2 separate regions of the Homo sapiens genome follow, and region 2 is linked to region 1. A link is a loop called in an ENCODE intact Hi-C map of the cell type or tissue named here. Cell type or tissue: ovary. All regions are shown on one strand. Each heading gives the region's core, and the rest is flanking DNA. Links, peaks and the distances in the headings are about the cores only.

Region 1 (16,860 bases), core at 8,659-11,158:
AGAAAACCTGGAGGTATGTGCCAGGGAGTGGGGAAGGGAGAGTCACTTGGAAACATGGAGAAATCTTGAGAGAAAGCAGACCTGAAAAGACTGGGGGTGGGGTGGAGATAGTCAGAGGGCTCTGTTCATTCATGACTCAATAAGAAAATATTTATTAAGCATCTACTACATGCAAGACACCATCCTGAGCCCTGAGGATGGGAATAGGACAGAAACACCCTGCCCTCGAGTCCTGGCACTAGTATCTTCAGAATTAAATGAAAGAGGGATGCTTTATGGTCGGGAGTGGTGGCTCACGCCTATAATCCTAGCACTTTGGGAGGCGGAGGAGGGTGGATCATGAGGTGAGGAGTTCAACACCAGCCTGGCCAACACGGTGAAACCCCATCTCTACTAAAAATACAAAAAATTAGCTGGGTGTGGTGGCAGGCGCCTGTAGTCCCAGCTACTCGGGAGGCTGAGGCAGGAGAATCACTTGAACCCGGGAGGCGGAGCTTGCAGTGAGCTGAGATCGCACCACTGCACTCCAGCCTGGGCGACAAAGCAAGACTCTGTCTCAAAATCAATAAATCAATAAATCAATCAATAAATAAATGAATAAATAAATAAAGAAGGACCCTTTACTTGTTCTGAAATTTTGCAACAACCACAAATTTAAAAAAAATTCTCCCTTTGGCATAACCTAATGTTCCCTGACACTAGGAAGAGACAGGACATCCTACTCCATCCCTTTGAAAGCCAGGCAAAAAGAAAGCAGGGCTTCGTCACTCAGGGGCTGCCCTGAGAAACTGGGCAGGTGTGCTAAGGCCTGCTCCCAGTGGCTCCCAAGAGCTGAATGTTAAATTTTCAGGAATTCTGTTTGCTGGTTGTTAAACACGGCCATTATCAAAAAGGAAATGATATGAACTTATAATTGAATAAAAATTATATTAAAAACGAAGGTAATAGGCCAGGTATAGTGGCTCATGTCTGTGATCCCAGCATTTTGGGAGGTAGAGGCAGGAAGACTGCTTGAAGCCAGGAGGTTCAAGACCAGCCTGGGGAAAATAGCGAGACCCCATCTCTACAAATAAATAAAAAAATTACCCAGGCATGGTTGCATACACCTGTTGTCCCAGCTACTTGGGAGGCTGAGGTGGGAGAATCGTTTGAGCCCAGGAGGCTGAGGCTGCAGTGAGCTATGATCATGTCACTGCACTCCAGCCTGGGCAACACAGTGAGACCTTGTCTTTTTAAAAATAACAAAACATAAAAAACAAAGGCAATAAATACCTAGCACTTACCACCTCCTAACTACACTTTACTATTTTCCATGCTCTTGGTGGATATTGATGGTTATTTGTGCTACTGTGTCTATACAAAAATGCACCACCTCATGGTGAGCCACTGGGCAGATATCTCTTCCCAACTCCGTATTCCGTGACTTCATGTTGATAGCCTGAAGTTTACACCAGGGAAAATGGCAAACGGCAAACTGGAGAGACAGTTGTTAACTATTTTTTAGTACCCCAGTGTGTAAGACCAACTGAGGGTGGCTGCAGGGAGGGGTTACCTTGGCAGAGAACTTGAGGTGAACTTCTGCTTCGTCCGCCAGGCTCTTCTTCACCTGGGCCCACGCCTCTCCCAAGGAGCTGCAACACAAAGACCATGAGACTCAGGTCACAAGCCAAAGCCCTTCCTGAGGCAGGATGGTGGGGCTCCACCCCAGGTCTCGGGGAGGTATATGACAGCTGAGAATGTGGACGCGGATGAGGCAGAAGTCAGGCAGAAACCAGACATGAGCATCACGTTTCAACTCACAGAGTCAGATGAGCCACCAAGGTCCAAGTGAGCTCACCTTACCTCTGGAGCTAAGGAAACAGACTGTGGCGCACAGCCAAGAGGTGGGGGGGGTGGGGATTCCTAGAAATCCAGAGGCTCGAAAGGACCCAGGAAGGTGCCGGAAGCAGGTGTGGGGACATTCCAAAGCCTCAGCTGCAGTGAGGGCCTTGACCCCTGGGCCGTCACTGTCCCCAGAGCTTTCACATCACCCCTCCCTGGTTTGCTGATGAGGGGTGCAAGCATCTGCTAATAAATCAAGGAAGGAAAACAGGTTCTATTCCAGGGAGAAGCTCTTTTCATTTGTTTATTAGTTTGTTCCTTGAGACAGTCTTGCTCTGTCGCCTAGGCTGGAGTACAATGGCGCGATCTTGGCTCATGGCAACCTCTGCCTCCTGGGTTCAAGCGATTCTCCTGTCTCAGCCTCCCGAGTAGCTGGGATTACAGGCGTGTGCCACCACATCCGGCTAATTTTTATATTTTTAGTAGAGACGGGGTTTTGCCATGTTGGCCAGGCCGGTCTCGAACTCCTGACCAACTGAGAGCAGCTGCAGGGAGGGGTTACCTCGGCCTCCCAAAGTACTGGGATTACAGGCATAAGCCACCATGCCCAGCCGGAGAAGCTCTTTTCAAACAGCAGGTATCACACAGCGCTGCTTATAGGAAAAACCCAGCTCCTTGGCTTCCAGGAGTGGGGAAGATGGACTGTGTGGGTCTAGTGACCTAGATGCAGCCACAGGGCAGAGAAGGCTCCCACGGCCATCCTAGGAAGCACGGTCTCCTCTAGCACTGCTTCTCTAGCTGTGAGCCCTGATGCTGCCCACAGCTTACTAGAGAAGGGCCAAGTCCTCTTAGCAGCATCACTTCTCCACTCCAAGGAGAGGCTTCACGTAGAAGAAATCTCCTGAAGTCCCTAAGACTTGCCAATGCAGGCCCCAGGCTACATTCTCTATGATTTGGAGCTCTTTAACCGCATGACCCTTCCAAGTGATACCCCCGCTTTCTTGCTCCCAGCCTCTTCAACACAGCCAGTAAATCCAGGCTGAATGTTCTGTTGACTTAATATCATCCAAAAGCCACTTCCCCCAGAGAATTCATTAAAGTCGAGTGGCAAAAGCTGAATAAAAGACAGCATGTGGTGAGGCTTCTGGGTCTGGAGCAGAGCAGCCAGCAGCGAAGAATTGCCCAACAGTGCACAGCAGATCCCTCTGATGGCTGGCCAGCCCTGTGTGGTGGTGGCGCAGGCTCAGGCCGAGGTGGGTGTTTATGGGAAATGACTGCCTGATTTTATCTAGGAGTCTAGCAGCAAAGAAAGGTCCCCTCAGTGATCCTGGCAGGGGAAGCCACCAGAGAAGCACTGGAGTATGAAACGGGGCAATCCAAGCTGTTGACAATTGTCTCTGCCTGAAGGGCCTGAGATCCAGGAAGCTGTACTGGGGCACTCCACCCCCTCTGGGTGGCTTGGGTGCCCCACCTGATTCAACAGGTGGGTAGGAGGTCCAGGGGTGGCAGGAGTAGTCCTGGCAGTTACACAGATCAGCGGAACAGAACACAAAGTCACCCAGCTAGGGCCGATTGACTGCAGCAAAGAGGTTAGGGTGTTTCCATGGGGGAAACAGATGATCTTTTTAACAAATGGTGCAGAGACAACCGTACATCCACAGGAGGAAAAGGAATCTCGGCCCTACCTCACACCATACACACAAATTATCTCAAGATGCCTCCTAGCTCTAGGGTGAAAGCCAACACTATTTGAAGCATACCAAGGTTGTCCTGGGAGGAATGGGAACTGGATTAAAGGGAAGTGAGAGGGGTTTGCCCCTGCAGCTGAGCCACACACAGCAGCCTGTGGGAGGTATGAACAAGAGTCACAGAGCCAAAAAGGCCCCAGGCGGTGCCCAGACTTTGTATGAGCACATGCATCTTTCCACAGAGCTGTCAGTCTACTGTCAGCAGAGCACATGGCAGGTAAATGGCCCAGGGACAGTCGTGGTGGCCTGAGAATGTCATCTCTGGGCAACTGGGATGAAAGGAAGAACCATGGTTTTCCCCCACCCAACACAACGTCCTCAGCTCTACCTCCAGGCCAGACACTGCTAAGTGGGAAGACATGTCTCCAGACATTCAGAGGGGCCCCTCTGAGCCAGTGCATCCTTGGTGAATGCCTCCCTGCTCTCCAATATTCCAGGCTCTTTGGAGTCACATCACCATTTATTAAAAAGCTACTTACAAATTCTCTCATTTGAAAAGAGATTTTTCATCTGATAAACGGTTAATGAAAAACAAAACAAAACCTGAGGTGCATCTCTGTTCCAACATACAGTTTCAGGTACGCCAAATCAAAATGCATGTTGTTTTCATGACTGCCAACTAGGAAAACCAAAATCGCATTTCCTTTCCACATAGGAGAGAAAAACTAAAGGCAGAATAAACAACCGAATTCTGTTTATTTACCAATGTGCACATGTCCTGTGAAATCTAATTTGGACACAGAAGTTGAATTGCAAAAGCCTCTCCAGCCTCCCTGAGCAGCATCTTCCTCAACTGCTCCAAATTTCTAGACTCCTGCTTTGCTTTGAAAGTCTTCAAGGAGATAGGGTTAAATGTCCAAAGCTGTGTGTAAATGTAAATCAGTGTCTTTGCACGTTGTACGTAGGGGGCTCATGTGTTCATGTTCCAGTGCCTGCTGCAGGAGTGTGTGCATGGGGCTGCTGTGCGTGCATGCACACACAGAGTAATGTGTACACCTACGAGGCAGTGGCCCTGATGCATGTATGTGAGCTTGCGTTGTGTTTGTCTCTGTGTTTGTCCGGGCATGTGTGTACAGTATGGTAGTGTGGGCCTGACTTATGGAGCTGGACTGCTCGGGTGAGGAGCATATGCTGTGCATGTTGGCCAGGACACAGTGTCCTTGGCAGCAGCCCAGGCTGGAGAGATGGAAGCCGGAAGACTCCGGAGTGGCACAGTGGTTGCAGGGCACGGGGATACTTAGGAAAGCCCCTTGCCAGGCAGCAAGAGCTGCTCCTCTATGTGCCCCCTTCCTGCCCCTATCTCAGGCCCCGTGCATGGAGCAGAAGGAGGCCAGGAATGAACTAACCTCATTTACATCTGTGGAAGGGACGCTGGTCTTGCTGGGCCGCCCTGCGGTCTGTGGCTGGCAGGGAGGGTGAGAACCATTCAAAGGAGGCCGCCTGGCTGCACAGCCAACCCATGTGGAGGGCTTAATCAAAGCCACATTTGGGTTGGCAAAATCTCAGTCTCCTGAAGGATTTCAAGCCACGAAGGCAGATTTGGACTGGTTTAACATCATGGCTCGCTGACGACCACAACCATCCCACAACAGAACGTCTTCCTTCCTCGGGGGTTCACTCCCCCTTGGAGAAGGAATTCAAACAGACCAGCACCAGAGGGAGGTCAGAACGGAGAGGACCTCTGGGGACCTTTTCAACTCTAACCTCCTGAGAGTCTTTCTGTTTTTTTTTACAGAGGTGAAATTCATATAACATAAAATTAACCGTTGAAAAGTGATCGATCCAGGCGCATTTAGGACGAGACCAAATCAAACGCCTGTTTTGTGAGTGCAACTACCACCTCTATCTAGTTCCAAAACATTTTCGTCATGCTAGTATGGACTAAAGGTTTATGTCCTGCCAAAATTCTTAGGTTAAAACCCTAACCCACAATGTGGCTGCATTTGGCAATGGGGCCTTTAAGGAAGTAATTAAGGTTAAATGAGGTCATAAGGGTGCAGCCCTGATCTGATAGGATTAGTGTCCTTATAAAAATAGACATTGGCCAGGCGCGATGGATCACGCCTACAATTCCAGCACTTTGGGAGGCCAAGGAGGGTGGACTGCTTGAGTTCAGGGGTTCTAGACCAGCCTGACCAACATGGTGAAACCCCGTCTCTACTAAAAATACAAAAAATTAGCCAGGTATGGTGGCACATGCCTGTAGTCCCAGCTACTTGGGAGGTGGAGGTTGCAGTGAGCTGAGATCAGGCCACTCCAGTCTGGGCGACAGAGCGAGACTCTGTCTCAAAAAAAAAAAAAAAAAAAAAAATAGACATCACAGAGCTCCCTCTCTCTCTCTCTCTGAGCACACACCAAGGAAAGGCTGCATGAACACACAATCAGAAGGCGGCCATCTGCAACCCAATGGGAGAGTCCTTACCAGGCACCAACCCTGCTGGCACCTTGATCTTGGACTTCCCAGCCTCCAGAGCCACGAGAAAATAAATGTCTGTAGTTTCAGCCACCCAGTCTGGGACATCTTGTGGCAGCCCAAGCAGATGAATACACACCCCAAAAGGAAACCCGGTAACTTTTAAGCAGTCACAACCCATTCCCCTCCTCCCCCAGCCCCTGGCAAATGACAATCCACTTTCTGTTTCCATGGGTTTGCCTGTTCTGGGCATTTTACATAAATGGAATCATACACTATGAGACCTTTTGTGCCTGGCTTCTGTAACTTAGCAGAATGTTTTCGAGGCTCATCCACACAGTAGCATGTATTAGTGTTCCATTCCTTTTCATGGCTGAGTAATATTCCATTGTCTATCCATGGGTATCCATTGTGCATACACCACCATTTGTTTATCCAGTCATCCCTGGGTGGAATGTGGGTTGTTTCCACCTTTTGGCTATTATGAATATTGCTGCTGTGTACATGTGTATACATGTATTAGTTTGAGTGCCTGTACTCAGTTTTTTTGGGTATAAGCCTAGGAATGGAATTGCTGGGTCACATGGTAATTCTATGTTTAGCTTTTTGAGGAACAACCAGATTGTTTTCCACAGCGGCTGTACCATATTCCATTTCCCCCAGGGGTGCATAAGGGCTGAGACTTTTTTACCCACTAGGAGTCCTTCTGTGGCTGGGAGGGTTGGGTTAAGCTTCTCCCAGCCCAGGTCCCACTCAAGGAGGTCTGGACAGTCACAGCATTAGCGGGAAGGGAGCCTATGCCTCAAGCCCACAGGAGAGAGCTCCAGACAAAGCGGCCAGGTACAATACCCTCTCATACGCAGCTTCCTCCCAGCCTGCCCCTAGACAAAGGGAGGCTGGAGTGGGCATCTAGAGGCTGCTGCCCAGCTACCAGGGGTCAGACCAGAGGGGATTCTGACATACTTCAACATCTGGAACGTGGCTCTTGGTCACTAAAGAGAAGACAATGTGGAAGTGCCTTTTTTTTTTTTTGAGACGGAGTCTCGCTCTGTCGCCCAGGCTGGAGTGCAGTGGCCCGATCGCAGCTCACTGCAAGCTCCACCTCCTGGGTTCACGCCATTCTCCTGCCTCAGCCTCCCAAGTAGCTGGGACTACAGGCACTCATCACCATGCCCGGCTAATTCTTGTATTTTTAGTAGAGATGGGGTTTCACTATGTGGGCCAGGCTGGTCTCGAACTCCTGACCTTGTGATCCACCCGCCTCGGCCTCCCAAAGTGCTGGGATAATGGGTGTGAGCCACCCGCCCGGCTGGAAGTGCCCTTTTGAGTGTGGATGCCCACACCTTGAGTCATGGGTGCCCACCCAAGTCATGAGCACCTACCTGAGCCATGAGTGCCCACCTTGAGCCAGGCCTATGGAGAGCTCCCCATCCAAAGTGGGGCCATGCCAGTGATCAGTGATAGTGGCTGATTTCCCTTCCTCAGTGACCCCCCATCCTCCCCACTCCCACCTCTCTCCTACCCACTCACCCTTCCTCCTGTGAAGCCAAGGAGTTCTGAGAGAGCTTAGCTAAGTTCTTCGCATAGTCTTCTTCAATCTTTATCCTGCAAAGAGAGAAAACCCAACACACATCAGCTCTCCAGTGCCAGATCGTGGGTCTGCCCTGCTGCCCTGCACACCTCAGCCGTGGAAAGGAACCCACTAGACCATAAGCTCTGAGACCACATGGCTCTTGTCTGTCTACCTGACATGCAGTAGGTGCTTAATAAATACTTGTTGGATAAATGAATGAACAAAACTGTCTGGACCTCCATCTCCTCATCTGCAAAGTAGGACATTTTCTCCGGTCTCCTAGAGCTGTGAAGACGAGAGCTGTCGTTTACACAGTTCCTAGCACAGAACGGGAAACATAAGACCCCTGAACCAATAAATGAATGAAGGAAGAAATGAACGTTTGCAACTCGTGATGGACTACCAGCAATCCCCAGTGCTGTCCCCTCTCCCTTCCAGCCCCAGAACTCCCAGGTGGCCTCGGACCCTCAGCAGCAGAACAGAACATCTCCCTACTGTCTCACACCCCCAATGCCTCTGATTGTCAAGCCTGCTGGGTACAAGTACTTCCACGGAAACCTAGCAGTGCCCAGGGCTGCAGGTAGATTCTATTTCCCTGGAGAGGAAAGTTGCCTTGGATGTAGCTTCCGGCAGGCAGGCCTTTGACACATTTGCAAGGCAACTCCCCAGGGAGTGTCCTGTATTATCTGGCACGTCCATGTTAAGCATGTTGTCAGAGGTATTGTTCACCACCTAAGTGGTCCTCTGGGCCACAGTGGGAGACAGAAGAGCTATGCTTATGCCAACCAGAGCTGGCCAGAGCCCAGGCTTCGGAGAGCCCCTGGTCCACCACACGGTGAACAGAGAAGCTCCAGAGATGCTGGGACCACAGCGTTTGCTTCCCAGCTGCTCAAGCAGCTGGCACCCAAAGGGTGCGATGATGGAGAGAGGGCGGCTGACAAAGTCTGGCGGCAGCATTCCGAGTAATAATAATTGCATGACTTGGCATCAGGAGACTCACAATCTCGTTCCTTCTTGCACTGCTTTCCCCTCACCTCCACCTTCAACTGGTCTCTAGGTCCTCCTGAGTCTCATTCCAACTGATCTGCCTCTGTCACTTCCTCTCCATCCCCCTACCTTCACCTCCAGACTGTGGTCAAGAGAGATATCTAGAAAGTAGATCTATCCATGCCACGCTCCCGGCTCCTCAATGCCGACAGCATGCACCAGACACACGAGGTGCATACGCTGTCTGCCTCCTGTGTCTCACCTCCAGGACGACAGCGTGCGTCACCTCTACCTCTGCCCCACTTCTCTAAACCAAGATCCCAGCAAACCAGCCAGCACCTGTCCTCAAGCCAGGCGAGCTCCCAATTCTGAGCCTCAGCTCTCACCTCTCCTGGCACTAAAGGGCCTTCCCTATGAGATCCCAAGGTGGATGGTGTATGCGTTTTCTCTAGGAAGCCCGGAATGTCCTGAAATGGCAGTTTCCAATTATTTGCTAACAAGACGTTGTCATGGAAATATAAACCATAAGCGTGTTCAAGCTTTGGCTTTTACAGCAATTTTCCTATTTGCCTATTTTATACCATTGTTTTCTCAAACCCGAGCTGTGCAACCTCTCCGTTTCCCACCAGTTTAATGGGTCATAAAATAAGGATTTGATTACACAAATTGAAAATAGGCCCTCTGTCTATGCCCATACCACCCTGAACACATCCGATCTCATATGAAAATAGGCCCTCTAAGGGAAAGGGGTGCTTCAAAACGCCGAAGCATTATTACTTGATTATTGCTGTTATAATTAAAAAGGAAATATTTTTGGTCTGGCACAGTGGCTCATGCCTCTAATCCCAGCACTCTGAGAGGCTGAGGCGGGCAGATTACCTGAGGTCAGGAGTTCGAGACCAGCCTGGCCAACATGGTGAAACCCCACCTCTACTAAAAATACAAAACATTAGCTGGGCGTGGTGGTACATGCCTGTAATCCCAGCTACTCCAGAGGCTGAGACAGGAGAATCGCTTGAACCCCGGAGATGGAGGTTGCAGTGAGCCAAGACTGCGCAACTACACTCCAGCCTGGATGACAGAGCGAGACTCTGTCTAAAAGAAAAAAAAAAAAGAAATATTTTAAAAAGATATTGCAATTTGCTATATTTCCAACTCCAGGTGGAAAGTTGTGTGTTTGTGTGTGTGTGCACATGGGTGATAGGTGGGTATGTGCAGCTGTGGGTATGTGAGTGTGTGCTGAACAGAGCCTCAGAACTTGGAGACAGAGAGAGAGGAGGAAGGAGATAGAGAAGGAACTTCTCTTTCTCTTTGTCGATTTCTCCATTTCCATTGGGCTGAATTTATTGTTTCTTCATCTGTGTTCCCAAGCTCTTTAGACAAAACACTGTTATAATCCTTGAGGCAGGGATGGGGTAGGAGGAGGGTTCAACATCTCCTGCCCTGGGACACAGGTTTTGGCTAACGATGAATTGAACTGTAACATCCCCCCCACTGGTTACGGTAAAGGGCTGTGCTTCAAATGATGGCCAGGTACATAAGTAAAGGAGTGAAGGAGTCTGCGGGGGAAGACAGTACGGAATGGTGGAGACTGGCAAAATGGGAACACACACCCCCTCTACAAGAGTAGCTGCTACTCAGCTCCAGCCAAGTGTCGCGTGAGGGATGTGGAGGCAATCCTGCCAATGCTTCTGCTCTTTCAAGGTGTGCTAAATATCCAGATTTTAATATGAAATCTACCCATTTTTTTAAGTGTTGCTTTCAATATTTAAAAACACTATATCGGCCAAAGGTACACAACTGCTGACCAGATCCATCCCAGGCGCCATGAGTTTGCCGCCTGGCGCTAACCAGCCCAATGCTGAGTGTGCAGTACTGAGTCCTGTGCTGTCGCCCCGCCCCGGCCACGGGGCCCCGGGGAACACTGGTGCCAGGCCCCAGGGCTGGGAGGGGCCCAGGCTTCACCTTTCCCGGATGAATTCTGACATTTCCTTCTGCATTTGTTTGCCCTTCAGCTGTTTCTGGAGCAGTAGTTCAAACCCAGCCACGGTGCCGTTGCCTTGGGGGTCCTTCTTATCAGCCTACAAAGGAAGCAGAAGCACAAGAGTTTAGGGCACGTCTGAGTCTGGAGCCAGGGAGAATGGCGTAGAGGGAGGACGGCTCCTAGATGTGCCTGGCAATCCCAGTCCAGCACAAGACGCGGGAGCAGCTGTCTCTGCTGCCCTAACTCGGATCTCTCTCCTGGTGCCCCCACTCCCAACAGCGCTTTCTGATGCTCAGGCTCTTACAGTTGCTGCATCCCCACATCCAAGCCCCTTAACTCTCCCAACCTGGGAACTGAGAGGAAGAAGGGCAAGTGTCCAAGAGCACCGGCTGTGATGCCTAACGGCCTACGACTTCCAACCAGGTGGCTGCAGATCTGGCTTGGCCCTCGGCGAATCTTGGCATCCTGACTCCAAGCTGGACTATGTGTGAGCTCAGGAGCAGGTACCCCCAGCCTTAAGCCATCCTGTCTTCTACCAACTTCTTACACTGGTAGGGCAGTGACACCCTCTAACCACACATTCATACAAGATCACAGGAGAGAAAAGTAAATCATAGAGAGAAAGTGGGTTGAAGGGAGGCCGGAGGAGAGAACAGGACAGGCTGCCCTGAAATACTAGCTGGGTGACCTTGGCCAAGTTCTTCACTCACTCCAGGCCTAAGCTTTTTCATCTGCAAAACTGACGAAATAACAGCCCCACCTTCATGTGGTCATTTCAGGGTAAATGACCTATGTATATATCTGAGCACATTGCTGAGCACATACTATGTACCCAATAAATGGCATCTGTTATTAGTTACTTTTAAATAAAAGTCCAAACTTGGGGAGGATGGGCAAGTCAATGAAATAAGTACTTAGCAGCCAATTAATTTTGCAAACAAATATTCTTAAAATTTCAAAATTAAATGATTTATTTTATTTTACCTGCATTTCTTCAAGCATACCAAATGCCCCTTCCCTGCCATTCCCCTGCCTGAGATTCACCCACACATCTGCCCGCACGGCCGTGGCTGCTGGAGCACCAGCTCCCAGGGCCATCCCAGGCATGTCTAAAAGTGTCCTCCTCCTTACAGCTTTTCCCTATCAGGAACCCAGGGTCAAACACTTTGATACTTAATGGAAGGTGTTCAGAACAGGTTTTTGATATCCCAGAGAGAGAGGTGCATTGGTGAGAACAGTGTCCCAGCATCTGGTAGGACCCAGGTTCTTGTCTCTGCTCAGCTGCAGGGTGTCCAATCCTAGGTAGTATCTCCCCGGACCACCCCCTTGAAATAGGGGTGGGTTGCATCTCTCAGATCCCATCCAGATCAGACATTTTAGGAGAGGGGAAAGAAAAGGGGTTGCTGATGCCTGCAGGGAACCCCATTTACCATCATCAAGTAGATGAAGGATTTTATGGACACCTTCCCAGTTCCCCCGGTGTGGGACCCCTCCCTCGGGTGCCATAACTCAAAGGCCTCCGGCCACGCTGCTAACATCCCTGATGACAGGGAGATCACCATCCTACGGGGTCACAGTCGGGCTGTTCTTGCAGTTTAAAAGCAATGTCCACTGAAGATCTCTGTGCTTCACTCTACGAATGCTACATCTTGATGAAAAAGCAGAAGGAAAATTATCCAAATACTGAGCTCAAATCTGCCTCCCTTCTAGGATGGATATGCTGAGCTATGCACTCTGGGGAAAACCAGCCAGAAGAAACAGGCTTTAATGACTGTGTCAGGAGAGAGAAATTTCTATTAATGGAAAAGGCCTTGATGGTCAGGGGGATAAGTGGATTGCAGATTAAGTATCAGAGTCCCCAGAGAGCTCGAATTAAGATAAGAACTCACAAGTGTCGCCCTCCGGATGCTGCTGGATGCAGGCGGCATCAGACATTCCTACCAGCTTTCCAAGGCTTGAGACCCCACACGCTGACCTCCAGCAACTAGGATACCCATTTCCAGGGCTCAAACCACTCTCTCCTTGAACCCTCCATTTACTGCACCCCTCTTGAGAGATGATGTTTCCAAACCCAGGTACATCTCTCCCTCTCTGCCGCCACCACCATCTTTCCTGGTCTCTTCCACTCACCCGTCAACTTCCCACCCCCACCTGCACAATGCCTATGAATCAGATCACATCATATTGCTGCTTAAGACCTTCTAACACCCTCCTTCCACAAGCAGAATAAAACTCACTTACTGGGGCCTAGAAAGTCTTACGCACTCTGATGCTTGCTTACCCCGATGCTTGCTTACCCCGCCCTCTGAGCTCACCTGCCCAGGTCTGTCTGATGCCAAAGATAAGCCCCTTTATACTGTTTCCTCAACCAATGCACAGATCTCTACCCTGGACACAGCACAGCTGGAGCTACAGAAATTGTGCCTTGGTGAGAGGTGTAGGCAACAGGGATCTTTGTATATCTTCTAAGGTACAAGCGATTTTGTAGAAAGAGAAAAGCACTTTTATCTAGTATTCGGTTAGCAAATCTAAAAAAGTGTAGATAATCCGGCTGGGCACGATGGCTCATGCCTGTAATCCCAGCACTTTGGGAGGCCAAGGTGGGTGGATCACCTGAGGTCAGGAGATTGAGACCAGCCTGGCCAACATGATGAAATCCTGTCTCTATTAAAAAAATAAAATAAAATACAAAAAATTAGTTGGGTGTGGTGGCACACATCTGTAGTCCCAGCTGCTCAGGAGGCTGAGACAGGAGAGTCGCTTGAACCTGGGAGGTGGAGGCTGGAGTGAGCCAAGATCACACCACTGCACTCCAGCCTGGGTGAGACAGAGTGAGACTCTGTCTCAAAAAATCCATTCTTGCAAAGTGGTGAAAACAAAGTTTTTACTTATTTATTGTTCCTTGGAGTCTTTGGACACTTGTTTTTTTGAAATGTACAATTTAGTGGTTTTCAATACATTCACAGGGTTTGTGACCATCCCCACTATCTGATTCCAGAAAGGGGTGATCTAATTCTGAAAGTCACTATGACTTTAACATGCAAATGGCCCAGGACCATTCCCAGGATATTCTGAGGTACAGGACTCTGCATTTCTACAAATTTATTTATTTGAATGGTGAAAAAAATACATCTAGCACACAACGGACCATTTTAGCCATTTTTAAGAATGCAGTTCAGTGGCATGAAGTACATTCACATGGTTGTGCGACCATCACCACCATCCACCTGCAAAATTGTCTTTAATCTTGCAAAACTAAAACTCTGTGTTCGCTAAGTGATCTGCAAACGTTTTAAAACTACAGGATTACCCAAGCTGGAGCTCTCTGAAGATCCTGTGCCCAACTGCCTCACAATTCTGATGAGAACACTGAGGCCCAAGGAGGTGAAGCACTTGTCCAACGTCACTCACGTAAGTGACAAGCAGGTATGGAGCCCACGTTCATTTATTGAGGCAGATTCTAGTCTCCTGCCTTCACTGAGCATCGGAGAAAATGGCCCCCCGCTTACCTACATTCTGGTTGAAGTGTCTGTAATGTGAACAAAAGTCCTGCTGAACCCCTGAGATTCATGGAATGAGCTGGACCCCAAGAGGGTCCTAAGTTCCTGTCACAGATGCAAACTCTAACACCAGCCCTTCACGCTCCAACGAGAAAGGCCCCTCCACTTTGAGATCCAGGTCCCTCCTACCCATCCTGGGTGTCCACTCCCGGTCACCGGGGTCACGCTGTGGGGGAAACTGAGGCGCTGCTTACCCAGAAGTAGTCGCAGTAGCTCCACTCGGTTGGTTTCAGCAGCTGCTGTTCCGGCATCGTGTCTGGGTGAGGGAACGTCACACAGTTTATCTGTAGGGCACAGAACAAGAAAGAATGACCCCGCTGGAGACTGGAATAGCGAGGAAGGCTTCGGCTCCTGGGGGACACGGCACTGGAGCAGCCTCCCTATTGACAGAACACGCACAGGGATCTTCCCGTGCTCCAGGGGCCAGCATTTCACATGAGCGGCAACAGGTGCTCACCCCCACCCCAAATGGGCTGTGAACCAGTACCACCTCTCTAGATGGCAGTTTACTAGGATCAAAATTGCAAACTTCAGGTGCCTTTGACCCAGCAATTGCACAAGAGTCTATCATACAGATACAGTTGCATGGGGGCAGTGACATCCACACACGCTTTTTCACGACAGCGCTATTTATGGCCGTTAAAGGCTGGAAAACAACTCCAATGTCCATCAGTGGGGGAATGGTTAAACAAAGTATGAGATAGACATCTATGGAAATCAGAAAGGACATGGTGATGAAGTTCTTAAATTTAATTAGGAAAGCGGCCGGGCGCGGTGGCTCACGCCTGTAATCCCAGCACTTTGGGAGGCCGAGGCAGGCGGACCACCTGAGGTTGAGAGTTCGAGACCAGCCTGACCAACAGGGAGAAACCCCGTCTCTACTAAAAATACAAAATTAGCTGGGCGTAGTGGCGCATGCGTGTAATCCCAGCTAGTCGGGAGGCTGAGGGAGGAGAACCACTTGGACCCGGGAGGCAGAGGTTGCAGTGAGCCGAGATGGCACCATTGCTCTCCAGCCTTGCAGTGAGCTGAGATCATGCCATTGTACGAACGAAACTATGTCTCAAAAAAAAAAAAAAGAAAATTTAACAAGGAAAATGTGCCAGGATATATGGTTAGGTGAAGGTTAAAAACAAAAAAAAAAAAAAAGCAAGCAGAGTATTATAGTTCCTTTTCAAAAAGGAAGACAAGACCAGCCCCTCCTCTTCCTCCTCCTGCTTCGCCCATTCAATGTGAAGATGTTGAGGATGAAGACCTTGAGGATGACCCACTTCCACTTAAAGAATAGTAATTATATTTTTCTTGTTTATAATTGTCTTAACATTTTATTTTCTCTAGCTTACTTTACTGTAAGAATACAGTGTATAATACACATAAACATGCAAAATATGTGTTCATGTCAGTAAGGCTTCTACTCAACAAGAGGCTATTAGTAGTTAAGTTCTGGGGAGTTCAAAGTTATATGTCAATTTTGGACTATGGGTGAGGAGGGGGCACCCCTAGCTCCCATGTTGTTCAAGGGTCACCTGTATAATACACATCTGGTTATTTGCATATAGAATATTCCTGGAAACTGATAACATTGTTTGCTTCCAAGGAAAGGAACTGTGTGGGTGAGGGTCAGGGGTGAGAGATTACCTTGCAAATTTTATGTCACGATGTGTATCATACGAACAAATACACCTTAAAATTATAATCTGGGGGGCCGGGCACGGCAGTTCACGCCTGTAATCCCAGCACTTTGGGAGGCCGAGGCAGGTGGATCATGAGGTCAGGAGTTCGAGACCAGCCTGACCAATATGGTGAAACCCCTTCTCTACTAAAAACACAAAAATTAGCCAGGCGTGGTGGCATGTGCCTGTAATCCCAGCTACTCAGGAGGCTGAGGCAGGAGAATCGCTTCAACCCAAGAAGCAGAGGTTGCAGTGAGCCGAGATTGTGCCATTGCACTCCAGCCTGGGTGACAGAGTGAGACTCCCCCTCAAAAAAAAAAAAAAATCTGGGTTGCACGTGTAAGGCTGGCCCTAGCTAAGGAGCGTGAAGTACAGAAATTTTCAGGTCATCTCAGCCTTTTCTGCCCGAGCACATCTGCAATACTGCCTGGCTTTTCCCCATTGTGTGGAGGTGGCTTCAGGCCCCAGATTCCCACCTCTCCTAGGACGCGGGCTAATTTGCTTCCTCTGTGGGAGCAAGGCCTGAGCCTTATAAGTCTTTAACCCCTTCTTGCAGCCCAAGCACCTGCTGAAGTGGAAAATGTCACACATTAAAAAATGATGCAGCCCTGAGGTTTTGGGCCCAGGACACAAACTCCAATGCTAGGCGGGGTGTGCAAGCCAGTGAGGTACCCAGGCGTCACAGAAACTGCAGCTGGGACAGGAGGGCGGACAGCGTCACAGAAACTGCAGCTGGGATAGGAGGGCGGACAGCATCTGCTTTGGGCAGGGGTCAGAGGCTGCAGAGATGCGTCCAAGGGGCAGATCCTGCTCAGCTCTTTGGGCAGGGGCCAGAGGCTGCAGAGATGCGTCCAAGGGGCAGATCCTGCTCAGCTCTTGCCAAGTGTCGTCAAGCCCTTCTGAGGAGTCCAGTGCTGACGGATTATGTGATGACTCGAGGGAAGCTGAAAATGGGGACTTTTATGCAAAGTGTCTCCATTTTTAAGTGTTGGCAATTAATTCAAGGTTAAAAACAATAATAATAAACACAATAACACCATGTAGGCCCAACAAACTCTTCTGTCAGCAAAGTCAGGCCCATGGACCTCCCGTTGTGACCTC
Region 2 (10,144 bases), core at 504-3,003, 190 kb after region 1:
CAGAATAGGCAAATCTATACAGATGGAAATAGATAAGTGGCCGCCTAAGGAAGGCGTGGTTGGGGGGAACGGGAAGTGACTGCTAATGGGAATGGCATTGCTTTTTGAGGTGCTGGAAATGTTCTAAAATTGATGATGGTAATGATTGCACAACTCCATGAATGTACTAAAAACCGATTTATACACTTTACAGGGGTGAATTGAATGGTATGCAAATTATATCTCCATAAAGCCGTTATCAAAACATAAAAGGTATCTTGCTGAGTTTGCTATTACTTCCACACCCAAGCCAAGGCCACGACTACTTTCTGAAACTCCTCCCTGACCCCTCCAGGTTACCCAGAACTTTTCTTCCTCCCCAGCGTGCCTCTTGCCACAGCTATATCTAGACCTCGAAGAGCAGCGCTTACTTGGTCTCTGTTTACCTATGATTACTGAGTTTTACTTTCCCACCTAAACTTTAAGTTTCTGAACACAGCGGGGCCTGATAATTACAGCCAACATTGCTTGGGTTAGCAATCAGAACTTCAAAGTCTCATGTATTCCTGGGCAGGGTGTGGTGGCTCACGCCTGTAATCCCAGCACTTTGGGAGGCCAAGGCAGGCAGATCACTTAAAGTCAGGAGTTTGAGACCAGCCTGGCCAACATGGCAAAACCCTGTCTCTACCAAAAATACAAAAATTAGCCAGGCGTGTGGCACATGCCTGTAATCCCAGCTACTTGGGAGGCTGAGGCACAAGAATCGCTTGAACCCGGGAGGCGGAGGTTGCAGTGAGCCAAGATCACACCACTGCACTCCAGCCTGGACAACAGAGCGAGACTCTGTCTCAAAAGAACAAAAGAAAACAAAACAAAGTCTCATGTATTCCTGTATTCCTGCATGTATGAATACATGTACTCATGAACATATAACATGTACTCAGTGAATACATGTACTCATGAATGTATGAATACATGTGCTCATGAATGTATATACTCATGAATGTATGAAAACATGTACTCATGAATACATAAATAGACGGGCTCGAGAATGAATACATGTGCTCATGAGTGTATTAAAACATGACATGAATGTATAAAAATGTGCTCATGAATGCATGAAAACATGTAGTCATAAATGTATAAAAATGTACTGACTGCATGAAAAGGTACTCATGAATGAATACATGTGCTCATGAGTGTATTAAAACATGAACGTATAAAAACATGTTAATGCATGAAAACGTACTCATGAACATATGAATACATGTACTGACAAATGTATAAAAACATGTACTCAATACATGTACTCGTGAAGGTATGAAAATGTACTCAATGATTGCATGAGTACTGCATGAAAATGTACGCATGAATGTATGAATACATGTACTCGTGAACGTATGGATACGTGCTCACGTACTCACAATTCTTTCACTTACCCCTTTTGTTTCCTAAACATCTGGTGCCCATAACTAAATACTTCTTATTCAGATTTACCTGATCTTTGCTCAGGTGATGATAGCTGGCACCTTCTCCCCTGAAGAATGCCTCTTCCTTTTAAACCTGGTCTAACTTGCTGATCTTCAACCTCACCCCACCACCCTACGTGCACACCCATCATCTCAGTCTTTGTCTACTCGGGCCTGACTCCGTCTCCATGTGGTATCACATTTAAAGAAACATCACTCAAGCATCATTCAAAAATTATTTTTGGCCAGGCACGGTGGCTCATGCCCATAATCCCAGCACTTTGGGAGGCCGAGGTGGGTGGATCACTTGAGGCCAGGAGTTTGAGACTGGCCTGGCCAACAGGGCGAAACCCCGTCTCTACTAAAAATACAAAAAAATTATCCGGGTATGGTGGTGCGCGCCTGTAGTCCTAGCTGCTTGGGAGGCTGAGGCACGAGAGTCGCTTGAACCCAGGAGGCGGAGGGTGCAGTGAGCCAAGATTGTACCAGTCTGGGCGACAGAGTAAGACCCTGTCTCAACTAAAAAAAAAAATCATTTTTAAAGCAATTTAATCTTTAAAGTCTCTTTTAAAAAGGCTGGGGGAGGGGCTTCATTCATAACATGTAGCAACATTTAAAATTTCATCCCCTTCTTTCAAACTGACTCACAGGCTTAGCAGCTGCACCTCCGACCTCCACCCCAACATCCCTTTCCTTCTTTTCACCGAAAGACTTTAAATTCCTCCCAAGCCCCTCTGACTTGGTCTTTCTCCCCTGCAGGCATCCTTCTCTGAAAGACACACAGACCAACAGACAGACCAACTCTCTCACATATACCCCTCCCTTCAAAATCAGTCCTGTCTACTTTTTTCAAATTTTATAATTAGATTATATATTTTTATATTTTTTTTTTTTCTTTTTTGAGATGGAGTCTCGCTCTGTCGCCCAGGTTGAGATCGTGCAGTGGCACTCAGCTCACTGCAACCTCCACCTCCTGGGTTCAAGTGATTCTCCTATCTCAGTCTCCCAAGTAGCCAGGATTATAGGCAGGTGCCACTACACCCAGCTAAACTTTGTATTTTTGGTAGAGACAGGGTTTCACCATGTTGGCCAGGCTGGTCTTGAACTCCTGGCCTCAAGTGATCTGCCTGCCTCGGCCTCCCAAAGTGCTGGGATTACAGGTGTGAGCCACTGCGCCTCGCCAGATTTTATTTTAATTAACAAATTAAAATTGTATATATTTATGGTGTACAACATATATTTATGGTGTACATACACTGTGGAGTGGCTCAACTGAGCTCATTAATCTACGCATTACTCCACATACTTATTTGTGGTGAGAACAATTAAAATCCACTCTTTTAGCAATTTTTAAAATATAATACGCTATTATTAACTATAGTCACCATTTCCTGAACTTAATCCTCCTAACTAAATTTTGTGTTCTTTGACCAGCATATTCCCCACCCGCAACCCATAGCCCCACCCCACCCAGCCCCTGGTGATCACCATTCTACTCTTTGCTTCTATGAGTTCAACTTTTTTAGAGTCCACATATAAATGAGATCACATGGTATTTATCTTTCTGTGGCCTGGCTTATTTCACTTTGCATAATGTCCTCTGGGTTGATCCATGTTGTCACAAATGATAGGATTTTCTCTTTTTTTAAGGTGGAATAGTTTGCCATTGTGTATATATACAGGTTGGGCATTCCATACCCAAAAATCCAAAACCAAAATGCTCCAATGACCATTTTCTTTGAGCATCATGACAGCACTGATTTGGGATGCCTGACCTGTACCACATTTTCTTTTTTCTTTTTTTTTTGAGATGGGAGTCTCGCTCTATCGCCCAGGCTGGAGTCCAGTGGCGCGATCTCCGCTCACTGCAAGCTCTGCCTCCCGGGTTCATGCCATTCTCCTGCTTCAGCCTCCCGAGTAGCTGGGACTACAGGCACCATCCACCACGCCTAGCTATTTTTCTTGTATTTTTAGTAGAGACGGGGTTTCACCATGTTGGCCAGGATGGTCTCGATCTCCTGACCTCATGATCCGCCCGCCTCGGCCTCCCAAAGTGCTGGGATTACAGGTGTGAGCCACATTTTCTTTATCCACTCATTCATTGGTGGATTCCCTCTCTGGGCTATTGTGAACAGGACTCAATGAACACAGGAGGGCAGACGCCTCTTCCATATAGATTTTATTTCCTTCGGATATATACCCAGTAGTGGGATCCCTGGATAGTATGGTAATTCTATTTTTAATTTTTTGTGGAACCTCCATCCTGTTTTCCGTAATAGCTGAACTGATTTATATTCCCCACCAACACTGTGCAAAGATCCCTTTTGCTCTACAAGGACTGGCCCTTTCTCTTATCCTGAAATTGATCTAGGACAGGTGAGCCCCAAAGTGGGGCCTACCCCATAAGGGTTCTTGGCTTCCCCCAGGAAAGAATTCAAGGGCAATCCATGTGGTAGGATGGAAGAAAACAACTCTATTGAAGCCACAGGGTTATAGCCCTGTGACTATAGCCCTGTGACCGCCGCTGCAGAGCAGGGCTACCCCCTGGGCAGACAGTAGAAGCTCGGGGCAGTTCTGCACTCATATTTACATCCACTTTTTTTTTTTTTTTAAGACAGTCTCTCGCCCTATCGCCAGGCTGGAGTGCAGTGGTACAATCTCGGCTCACTGTCACCTCCGGCTCCCAAGTTCAAGTGATTCTCCTGCCTCAGCCTCCCAAGTAGCTGGGACTACAGGTGCGTGCCACCACGCCCGGGTAATTCTTGTATTTTTAGTAGAGACGGGGTTTCACCATGTTGGCCAGGATGGTCTTGATGTCTTGACTTTGTGATCTACCTGCCTCGGCCTCCCAAAGTGCTAGGATTACAGGTGTGAGCCAACGCAGCCCGGCCTACATCCTCTTTTAATTACATGTAGATTAAAGGGCAGTTTACACAGAAATTTCTAGGAAAAAGGTGGTAATTCTGGGGTCCTCAGTCAGTGCCATGGAAAGAGGCAGTAATCCCCAGGTGTTGCCATGGCAATGGTAAAATGACCTGGCGCAGTGGTGGGTGTGTGTTTTGGAAAGCTGCTTCCACCCTGCCTCTGTTTTAGCTAGTCTTCAATTTGGCTGGGTGTCCAAGGCCCACCTCCAGAGTCAAGTCCCACCTTCTGCTTCAAAACCAGCTTTTCAGACCTCTGCAATGTTGTCCCTCTGTCCATTGCTCAGACTGGCTCTTCACCAGAAAGTCCAGGGACTGAGCCCGCCCGAGAGATTTCTCTTCGATTAAGGGGGTGAGCAGCTATAAATGCCCCCATCACGCTCTGCTGGTTTATATCTGTTTAAGTTCCTGATCTCGTCTTTTAATGTTGTTTTTAATGTGTGGTTTCCCATCTCCACGTGGTGGGAATAAGCCAGCAGAGAGGGCACAATGCCTTCTTTTTCTTTCCTATCCACCCACAGCTCTGGTACCACCTCTGAGCTCCATGTCCAATAAGCTTATGAGACCCACTGCAGACATCCACAGACCTCCGAACTGGGGGGAGGGGGGTACCCACCAGCAAAGGAGGATGTTTTCAATGCTCAGGCCTGGATGCCTATGCTCTGAGAAGGAAATAAATTGTCAGCAGAAGATCAACAGAGAACTCAACTTAGCAGAAAACAGTAGGGGAAGACTTGAGGCTGTAATATTAGGGAGAGATGAAGACGAGACTTTTTGGAGTTCAGATGTGGGGAGACAGTTTAAAGAACAAGAGCATGACTTAGCGAGTTGGCCCCACTGAGCAGGGGGGTGGTTCAGCTCGGAACAACACCAAGGACCGTCTGAAGGGACCAGACACTCCGAATAAAAACAAATGCCTCCCAAATGTTGTCTCCGTCTTCTATTAATTAATCACAATGTCCCCATGGCGAAGTGTCCTATGACTAATGCAAACTGTAACTGTGTGGCATGAGGCCAACTTGCTCATCTTCCTTTCTGAACAAGCCTCCCCAGATCCACGGGGGAGGCTGGGTGAGTGGGGAGCCACTTCCTCTGGGTATCAGATCAAACCATGAAATCTGTTTCTGGGTTGGGCCTCAGAAAAGAATTTCTCCTGGGGACATCCAAACCCTTTAGTTATTTTTGACACTTAGTCCAGCCAGAGGTTTGGAGAGTTGCTGGGGCTAAGCTCGGGGTTTCTCCCAACTCCGCATCAACGGTGCTGTGGAAAAGGCAAGCCAGATTTTCCAGACTGGGGAAGGCAGCGCGGCTGATGCATTTTCTTCTCACAGGAAAAGCCAACTAGCTGTCCCAAAGATGAGATCTTCAATGCACTGCAAATCCAGACAGCACCTCCTGCAAAAAGGGACTCAAATCCTCCACATGACACCATCTCCACTGTTATCATCCCAGACTGAGTGACCCCTCGCATCTGTCCGTCTGCCTCAATTTAAAACCAGCTTCAACCTATTCTGCATGGGGCAGCCAGCGTGATCCTGCAAGACACGAAGACTGATTGTGTCGCCTACAGCTCACCAGCCTCCAAAGGCTTCCCTTCACGCTTAGAAAAAAACAGTGGGAGGGACACAAATTCCTCCATTATCTGACCCTCTTTGACCTCTTAGACCTCAAATCTGGCCAGGCATCGTGGCTCACGCCTGTAAAAATCCCAGCTCTCTGGGAGGCTGAGGCAGGAGGATCACCTGAGTCTAGAAGTTCAAGACCAGCATGGGAAAGATGGCGAAACCCCGTCTCTACAAAAAATTAGTCAGACATGGTGGCGCACACCTGTAGTCCCAGCTACCCAGGAGGCTGAGGTGGGAGAATCACTTGATTCCAGGAGGCAGAGGTTGCACTGAGCTGAGATCACGCCACTGCACTACAGCCTGGGCAACCGAGCGAGACCCAGCTTAAAAAGAAAAAAAGAGAGAGAGAGAGACCGCAAATACTCTCCCTCTCCTACCTGCTCACCCAACTCGAGCTTCGTGGGCATCACCGCCATTCCTCAGGGTCTTTGCACTTGCTGTTTCCTCTGCCTGGAACCTTCTTCCCCAGATTTCCATATGGCTCATTCCCTCTCCATTAAGTTCTCTGCTCCAATGTCACCTCAGAGAGGTCTTTTCTGACTACCCCATTTAAAGTAAACTTCCCCACAACCTGCCCCCCTCACCCTCACCCCTCTCCCCCACTTTATTTATCTTCATAGTATATATAGCTTAGCTGACATGTATATGAGTGTTTGTTTCTTAGAATGTAAGCTGCACAGTGCAGGGAATTTGCCTACTTTGTAACTGCTGTATTCCCTGTGTCTAGAACAATTCCTAGCACAGTGAAGTTTTCTCTTTTTTTTTTTTTTGAGACAGAGTTTCACTCTTGTTGCCCAAGCTGGAGTACAATGGCAGGATCTTGGCTCACTGCAGCTTCTGCCTCTTGGGTTCAAGCAATTCTCCTGCCTCAGCCTCCTAAGTAGCTGGGATTACAGGTGCATGCCACCACACCAAGCTAATTTTTTGTATTTTTAGTAGAGACGGGGTTTTGCCATGTTGGTCAGGCTGGTCTCGAACTCCTGGCCTCAGGTCATCTGCCCACCCTGGCCTCCCAAAGTGCTGGGATTACAAGCGTGAGCTACCGCGCCAGACCACATTGAAGTTTCTTAATAAATATTTGTTGGAAGAAGGGAGGGAGGGAAAGGAAAGAGTTTTTGGTTGACCAAGGTACAGTAAATAAGATCAGGTCCCTTCATTTTATACTTTTTTCAAGGTTTTTTTTTTCTTTTTTTGAGACGGAGTCTTGCTTCTGTTGCCCAGGCTGGAATGCAGTGGCACAATCTTGGCTCACTGCAAGCTCCATCTCCCGGGTTCATGCCATTCTCCTGCCTCAGCCTCCCGAGTAGCTGGGACTACAGGCGCCCACCACAGCGCCCAGCTAATTTTTTTTTGTATTTTTAGTAGAGACCGGGTTTCACCATGTTAGCCAGGATGGTCTCGATCTCCTAAACTCGTGATCCGCCCGCCTCGGCCTCCCAAAGTGCTGGGATTACAGGCGTGAGCCACCACATCCGGCCAAAGTTCTTTTACAGATGTGAAGGCACTTAAATAAATGTAAAGGAAGGACTTCTTAACTCATGATTATCCTTCCAACTCCCTAGTAAGGAAGGGAGGACATGCATAACTATCGCCATTTTACAGAAAAGGAAATATGAATGTGGGATATTTGTTAAAGGGAATAATAAAACATACTGGCTTGTCCAGGTCAAATTTGAAATTAAAAAACCAAACTAGAGGCTGGACGCAGTGGCTCACGCCTGTATTACCAGCACTTTGGGAAGCCGAGGTGGGCAGATCATGGGGTCAGGAGTTTGAGACCAGCCTGACCAACATGGTGAAACCCCGTCTCTACTAAAAAGTACAAAAAAAATTAGCCAGGCATGGTGGTGCACACCTGTAATCCCAGCTACTCAGGAGGCTGAGGCAGGAGAATCGCTTGAACCCGGGAGGTGGAGGTTGCAGTAAGCCGAGATCGTGCCACTGCACTCCAGCCTGGGCGACACAGAGAGACTCCGTCTCAAAAAAAAACAAAAACAAAACAAAACAAAAAAAACAAACCTAGAACTAGAATCGAGGTTTCCAGGTACTCTGTCCTATGCTCTTTCCATCAAGTCACCTTGGATTTCAATATTCTATCCTGCTAGAAAGTCTATTCATATTGTTAATCATATTAATATTTCAAAAATGAAAAAAATATATGATCATCTTGAGAGATGCTGACAAGACATCATTTGATAAAATCCCACATCTATTTGTGCCTTTAAAAATACCTCTTCTTGGTATTAGCGCCAGCCTAGTTTTATATTCTCCAGGAAGACACTGAAAAACAGACACAAAAAGGACATTAAAATGCTAAATAGAAAATATAAATGCTATCTAAAACCAACAGCCAGTATCGGAGTTATGAGGAAACTCCAGAGGAATTCCCACTAAAGACAGGAACACAGCTATTTATTAGCAACATTCTGGAACCATGTATCATCTATAACCAATTTTAAAACATAACTAAATTTCACTCACAATAACAAGAAGAAATTATCAACATCCTAAGAATAAACCTAACACAAGGAACATACAAGCCCTACGTGAAGAAACCATTTGTCCAGGGGACAGAGTCTAACTTAATTATGTAGAGATATTATGTTCCTGGTTAGTATCAAGAACTGTGAAAGGTCTGAGATTTCTTATCCCAGGTCCAGGAGCAAAGTGAGATACTCAACATTCTTAATTCCATTTAATCTAATTAATAACTCTGCAATTTGTATTATTATTCCCCACTAATGAAGAGGCACAGATCAGATAATTTCACACAGCAAGGAAGTCAGGATTACAATTTAAATAGTTCTGACTCCCAAGCCTACTGTCTTCCTACCAGCTCACTCAATCTTCTAGCAATGTGATGGCTTTCTACTGTGTCAACATGGCTAGGCTGAACTTCAGTTCCCAGAATTCCTTTCCTTATACATTCTGCTTAGCGTAGACCACAGGAAGATTTCTGGGAGATATGGTGCGGGAAAGGGAAGAAGCAGAGATTCTGCAGCTCAAACACATTGTTGCTGATCTGCTGACTTGCCTCACTGGCATAAAGCAGTGGCTAGGCCCACAACTGCTCCACCCTCTCCTGGAGCTTTTGTCAGCTTATCCAACCCCTGAGCCAGGATACATTGGTTAGGTCCATGACACAGGGCCCCAGATTCTGCAGGATACCCACACTATCAAAGTCAAAGACAATTTTATTCCATCCTTGTGGGGTTCCAGCTCATGCCCACAGGTTCTAGCCTGCTCATGATCTTCTCTTCTTAACTTCACCTTTCCCGTAGACTTCAAGCTCCAGCATCAGACATTGAAATGACAGCCCAACAGAGACTACTTAGCCAGCCCCACAATGACATAAGACTAATATTCTGTAAAAACTCTCTTTTAAAATGCAGGGGCTGGACATGGTGGCTCACATCTGCAATCCCAGCACTTTAGGAGGTCAAGGCGGGAGGACTGCGTGTGCCTAGGAGATCAAGAGCAGCTTGTGCAACATATGGAAACCCTATCTCTACAAACAATTTAAAAATTCGCCAGGCATGGTGGGGCATGCCTGTGGTTTCAGCTACCTGGGAGGCTACGGTGGGAACATCATTTGAGTCCGGGGGTTGAGGCTGCAGTGAGCCGTGACTGCCACTGCACTCCAGCCTGGGTGACAGGGCGAGACCCTGTCTCAAAAATAAGTCAATAAATAAAAATGTGTATATCTGCATTTGTGTGTGTGTACCTGTGTGTCTATGTCTATGTGTGTATATACATGTGTGTCTGTGGCTATATGCACGTATGTCTATATAGCTAGTGTATGTGTCTACAACTGCATGTGTGTTTATGTACATGAATATGCCTACATCTACGTTTCTGTCTGTTTCTCCTACTCATTCTGCTTCTCCATGCAAACCCTGACTGACACAGCTAATTGCTCCTCACTGTAAGTCCACAGAATAGGTGGTCATGGAGTGGGAGTGTCCCTAGAGAAGCTGGAGATGGAATGCTGAAGGCTGGGGTAGTGGAAAGCCGTGGAGACTCAGTCTGCTACTCTGCCCCTCTAGGCTAACAGATTAAAACAAAAAGAGTCACTTGTATGTGCACAACACTGCAGATACAAATGCTAAAGATGCAGGGTCCCACACTGGCCACTATGCCTCAATGGCTC

The links. Peaks named below come from ENCODE experiments on the same cell type or tissue, not always from the same donor. Only the 100,000 strongest peaks of a DNase experiment are listed, where the experiment ranks them.
Region 2: it touches region 1 in a loop (4-fold over the local background); 2 of 110 quality-filtered maps call a loop at or near these places.

Annotation. Positions count from the first base shown.
Region 1 is chr17:9,932,614-9,949,473 of GRCh38, forward strand. GAS7 (growth arrest specific 7) reads right to left here. Exons shown (of 14, transcript NM_201433.2): 6 at 14,281-14,370; 7 at 10,508-10,623; 8 at 7,513-7,587; 9 at 1,553-1,631. Among named protein-coding and RNA genes, the nearest start is that of RCVRN, 36 kb to the left of the region's middle. In ovary, for the core only: no CTCF peak of the experiment used is centred there; no DNase peak of the experiment used is centred there.
Region 2 is chr17:10,130,793-10,140,936 of GRCh38, forward strand. The region is part of intron 1 of GAS7 (growth arrest specific 7); the gene reads right to left. Among named protein-coding and RNA genes, the nearest start is that of GAS7, 63 kb to the right of the region's middle. In ovary, for the core only: no CTCF peak of the experiment used is centred there; no DNase peak of the experiment used is centred there.